2 separate regions of the Mus musculus genome follow, and region 2 is linked to region 1. The links are chromatin loops, found by intact Hi-C in ENCODE. Cell type or tissue: gastrocnemius. All regions are shown on one strand. Each heading gives the region's core, and the rest is flanking DNA. Links, peaks and the distances in the headings are about the cores only.

What was found. Peaks named below come from ENCODE experiments on the same cell type or tissue, not always from the same donor. Only the 100,000 strongest peaks of a DNase experiment are listed, where the experiment ranks them.
Region 2: it touches region 1 in a loop (2.2-fold over the local background); 7 of 42 quality-filtered maps call a loop at or near these places.

Annotation. Positions count from the first base shown.
Region 1 is chr12:72,460,419-72,463,341 of GRCm38, reverse strand. It overlaps Lrrc9 (leucine rich repeat containing 9), which reads right to left. Exons shown (of 32, transcript NM_001142728.1): 10 at 2,420-2,551; 11 at 1-17. Among named protein-coding and RNA genes, the nearest start is that of Lrrc9, 20 kb to the right of the region's middle. In gastrocnemius, for the core only: a CTCF peak has its summit at 1,289 (motif pointing left); DNase peaks (open chromatin) are centred at 1,279 and 1,965; H3K4me3 peaks cover 276 bases.
Region 2 is chr12:72,530,955-72,533,877 of GRCm38, reverse strand. No RefSeq gene overlaps it. Among named protein-coding and RNA genes, the nearest start is that of Pcnx4, 3.9 kb to the left of the region's middle. In gastrocnemius, for the core only: no CTCF peak of the experiment used is centred there; a DNase peak (open chromatin) is centred at 1,393.

The sequences.
Region 1 (2,923 bases), core at 113-2,612:
CACAGCAGGAGTTAAACCTACGTGGGGAGACAGGACACACACACAAAAAGCAGAACAGTGGATTGCCTTCAACACGCTGAAGGGTATGAAATAGACCTTGAAGATCCTAGTTTGTGATATTTTTGGCTAAACATACTTCATCAGATCACAGTAGCTGTGTTTTTGTTCCACTGGGCATATTTGATCAACAGAAGATGCTAAAATTTGAAACACAGTAAAATGTTCTTTTTATTATCTATTATCTACCTCTTCTACCTAAAAACGATGTTGACTGAATAGTCCTTCCTTCTTAAGAATATTTGATTAGCTTCAGTGTGACCACATATTCCTGGCCACTTTCCTTCAGGCTATGACTTCAACTTTTCTTTTCTTTCTGTCCAGCCCCCCCTCCGGTTCCTTGAAATAATTTCTTTTTAAATTTTCATTTATTTTACTTTTTTTTATGGTGTTAAGGATTGAACCAAGAACCTTCTGCAATCAGAGAAGTCCTTTGTCACTGAACTATTCCCCAGTCTCCAATAGACTTGGAAAGCTTGCTTTTCACCAGGAACCAGAATTATAGCTCTCTTATTTCCACTGTCCCTAGGTGATTTTATCTATCATGTACATATGTATGTATGTATGTTTGTATCCATGCATGATATATGTATGTACGCATGCATGTATGTATATATATATAGTATATATATATATATGCATGTATGTATTCATACACAAATAATCATTTCTACCCAAATGTAGCTGTAGTACCCAGTTTGAATATCCACTGGTTTCTAAAACACTCGAGTAAATATGCAAAGGGACTTTCAAAGCTAAGTACTCAGCACCTGGCCCCAACCAGTAGTTAAAAATGGCAGGAGTGGCTGTCTCCACTCCTCTTCACCCGCTAGCACGCCTGTACCACATCTCAAATGCATGCTGAATCATACCCTGGCTCATCATCAGCACTGGCCCTGTCCTCTTTGGGAATATCATTGTCTCTGACTCTATCCCAAGAACTACCTAAGTTAGGGCACATAGTGAGAAGGGTGGTGTCCACCCTCTCTCTCCTAAGGCTTATATTCCAAAGGGGGTAGATATTCAATAATATGTAAAGCCATAAATATGACAAATGCTAAAGAATAAAGACTTAGCAGAGAAGCCTTGGGTAAGGAGTGCAGAGGGCACCTTCTTGAAGCCTCAGAGATCTTCCAGGGAGAAAAGTGATCTGAGAACCAGAGGAGGATGTGGCAGCTTTGAGAAACTCTAGATCACGGGTCCTTTCGATGACTGGTCTGCTCTCTGCTGCCCTCATCTGGCTGTTCTAATAAAATTACAGTCTTGTCTTAAAATTGCACAGAATGGAGATTAAGACCGAAAGAGAGACCATTTAACAAGGAAGCAAATGATTCTTTATGAGATTCATTTACCCTGTGACCATTTATGTAACATAGGTGTGAGGGCTTCTGTGACGGGTGATTTCTGAGCCCACTATCTGAACTCCTAGCTTAGAGCACCTGACTTACCACCAAAGGCTTTATCAGTGCAGGAGGTGACAGATAGCCCAAATGACCTCTATGTCATATGTATGACCCAGATCTTGGCAGCTCCTTCCGTAGGCCCTTAGTCTAATACATGCAGTCTCTCTTCAGAACCCACTTTCTTGCAAGAAATGACATGCACATTGGAGTAGGTTGATGTAATTGTGCCTCCTTGTGGATCTGAGCTTGTATTACACAAGGAAACAGTAACAAACGGTTCTGTTTAAAGATGCTGACAGTAAACCACCTGGTGTCAGACTCAGGAGTTAGAACAGGTCTGGCTAACAAAGTTGGAATGAACCGAGTTTCATTCTCATCTTGTCCAGATCGTTTCCCACTGGCTGTGATACAGGGAACCCGGCAGCCTGAAGTCTGGCTTTGTGCCCCTTCTCCCACCACCCAATGGCCTTGTTCCCACTGACGGCTTAGCTCCCACACGGCTTCCCCTTTGACTACAGGCCAGCAGGATGGCCAGGAGGCCTCCACGGTGGCAACCTGCTGTGGCCAGTTGTGCAGTTGGTTTCTGCTCTGTTCTGGCTTTCAGCCAGTGTTCAGAATCCAGGACTATCTGCCCAGCAACTGTATAAACATCGCGAGGACAGCAGTGGGACATAAACTTTTTTCTTAAAATATTTACAAACTCCCCATATACTTTTTCTGCTGACTGGCTAAGAAAAAGAATGGGTGTTGAGTGACCCCGTTGAGGTGTCCAGGGCTTGTCTCATGTCGATAAGGCAATGAGACAAAGGTACAGGTAGAAGATGTATGACAGCAAATTTTCAACAGATGGATATTTTGCTAAAAACTATTTTGAAAATGAGACACTTTGCAAGTTGATCACCTGGCTCAGGATCAAATATACAACTACTTTTGGAGCCCTACTCAAAGCTCAGGTTTACCAGTCATCAGCCTGAGTGCCTTCTTCAAAATGGATATTGCCCACAGTCTCCAGCTCAGTTAGCAGAAACGGGGTCAGTAAGCCGTGAGTCTTCTTCTTCTGTTTTACTTCAGTCCGATAAATCGCTTCAATCCTACCAGAGACAAAACACACATGCAGGGGTTCATCGGATGTGAGACTCACAGCATTGGCACACAGCTGTTCGTTCATGTGCCGTAGAACATGCACGTAGCATGGATTTGAGAATCAGTTACCTCTTGCTTTCAGTGGCGGAGTAACGTGAGTGTTAGCAGTTAGATCCAGAACAAGATATTCTGTTTCTAGCAGTGAAAAGCTCTGATTTTGTTACCCTCATGCAGAGTATGAAAAGCTGAGACTTTTCCGGATCTAAGAGCACGGATGCCAAATCCTAGACAGGTCGTTTTGTCTTCTTACACCCACGTATTCTCAGCACCACACCAGTACTACTAGTACTTCCATCTAAAGAGCTAGCGAGTGGGAGGGT
Region 2 (2,923 bases), core at 300-2,799, 70 kb before region 1:
AGGGAAAGGTGCGAACACCAACAAAGCAGCTCCAGTGAGTCACCTGGAAAATCTAGCTAAGTCGTTGAAAGTGATCACACTAAGCAGCTGATTGTAAGTATAGACAGTATATATAGTATATACAGTTTATACAGCCTGGAGACTTGATATACAGTATATATAGTATATACAGCCTGGAGACTTGACTGAGCTACTGTAATTCTGTGGTAAAACAATGACAATGAGTAGCTGTATCTTAGCAAGGGGCAAAGATGATGATTGTGTAAGAAGATGATGGGATCTACTCCTGGAAAAGATGCTAATGGTCGTGCTGGAAGGCAATGAGGGGTTCCAGATGCTTAAGTGTGCTCGATAAAGTAGTAGCAAGGTTTGAAAGGATCAACTCCGATTTTGGAAGAAGTTCTACTCTGGCTAACATATTATCAAATAGCATCACACGAAATTGTTTGTGGAAGGAAGAATAAATCAGTGAAGAAAACATTGTCTCAGGAATTTGCCTCAGCCACTCCAAAGCTTTAGAAGCCATCATTAGGAACCAATCAGCAGCCAGTAGCATTGAGGCAAGACTGCCCACTATTGGTGATAATTCTGAAGGATCAGAAGGTCATTAGCGATTTGTTACCAATGAAATGTTTTACATTTTATTTTAACTTAGTTATGTTTTGTGCATTTCTGAATATGAATTTGTGAATTTCTGAATATGAATTTGTGCATTTGAATGTAGGCACCTGCTGAGGCCTGAGAAGGGTGTCATGTCCTCTGGGCCTGGAGTTAAAGGTATTTGTCAGCTGTCCAATGCGGATACTAATTGTGAAAAACTAGTTGTGAGGAACTAAAGCCAGGTCCTCTAAAAGAACAGCAAGCACTATTACCTGCTGAGCCAATCCTCTGGGCCCCCTACTTTGTAATTAAGGTATGTGTGTTGTTTTTAGATGCAATGCCACCATACACTTAATAAGCTACAATATAGTTGGGTAAAGCATTTATATGTACTGAGAAACCAAAACGGCTGTGACTGTTTTGACATTTGATTCACCGAGGTGGTCCAGAACTAAACAAGATGTATGTGCAAGGTATGCCTTATATGTGGAACCATCTCTTTCTCCCCCATGAGTAGGTTTGTGGCTACATTCTTATATTTGGAGAACCAAAATAGCAATCACTGAAACATGTTACTAAGATAACTGTTCTGCTAATAAAGGAAACGTTCGTATGTTCCAACTATCTCCGAAATGCAGTGGATAGTTTCCTAGTGCAGCATTCATTTCGGGTTGAGGACTCTTAGCTTAGCATCCATTATTCTTGCTAAGAACTTCCCTGTACCCTCAACATCCACCACCCTGATTCTTCATCCGTATTTCCCGTTCTGGACACATTCCAGCTTGACAGCTGGGAGTTCAGATAGCTGCTGAGAGGTCTAACCTCAGTCCATCTCAGCTGACTCCTTCATGGGAACCCTGAAGCCGAGCTGTTGTTGTAAGGTTCCTTGTGTTTCCTAGTGTGAACAACCTTCTGACACTTTTATATACTTGACAGCCTCAAATAGTTTGAGAACTTACTTATTTGGATCTTAACCCAAAATTTTATTTTTTTCCCTCTAGCTTATATTCTTATTTTTATATAGTAAATAGAGGGTCCAGGAGAGCCTTTTGGATTTCAGAACATAATGGGGCAATAATTTTGTGTTAATAGCAAAAAATATAAATCGACTTTTAAAGCACTTAAGCACTTCGATAGCTGTAAATTGTGGTTTACTGAAAGTGTATGGAAGAACACTCTGAGGTAGCAACGATGTGCTAGTGAAAGCCACAGTTGGCAGACAGACTCAGATGTCAGTGATGCCAGTGTCTCCACAGTCTGAGAGGTTATGAGAGAATGTGCCCCTGGTCTGCCCGCAGGCGCCCCTCTTTGCTGGGGAAGCTAAACTCCGTCACTCCGGGTCTGAGTACCACATTCAGTATCTTTGAGGGGCTGGAGAGATGGCTCAGTGGTTAAGAGCACCGACTGCTCTTCCGGAGGTCCTGAGTTCAAATCCCAGCAACTACATGGTGGCTCACAACCATCTGTAATGGGATCTGACTCCCTCTTCTTGAGTGTCTGAAGACAGCTACAGTGTACTTATATATATTAAATAAATAAATTTTTTTTTAAGAATCTTTGAAAGTGCAGCTACTGCCAAGAAGTCTAAGGAAACCTAGATTGGACATCTCTAGCATCATTCGTTGCTCATGGGCTTTGAAAGTTATTTCTTTTGTCCCAGGCCTCCATGTCTTATAAAACAGAACTAACAAGGTAATTTAACCACAGAGGCTCAAGGAGATTGAATTAAATCAAATAATCTTAAATCATTTTAGCATGGAAATGGGTAAAACGTTAAGTGTTTATTAAGGGTGAACTCTGGATGTGTGTGTGTGTGTGTGTGTGTGTGTGTGTGTGTGTGTAAGTCTTTAACACGCTTTTTATTCTCAGGAGTACTCATTGTGACCCACCAGAATTAACATGCATTAACCTGTTTTTATTGTTGAAATACCTGCTATACGGTACAAAACTATTAGCTATTATTTGTGGATACAGTAGCCATCCAACAGTTATTAAAATCATGGTTCTTATTTACCAGTAACCACACTGATTCTTGGAGCTAAAACGGTCAAATAAAATAAAATGATTCTCAAGGGACTTATGAAAATATAGCTTGGGAGATGAACAAGGACGTCTCTAGTTACAGGAATGCAGAAGTAGGACACAAAATATTTTGAGAAAATGACGGATGGCTGCAGTCCAGTTATAAAAGGCAAGAAGAATTAGCAGGATGGAGATGTGATGAAGGATATACTCCAGGTAGTACTTTATTCTTACAATACTTAGGCAATACAGTGAGTGGTAAGTGCTCTTATGCACTTCATTTAATGGTGACCCCCAGGAG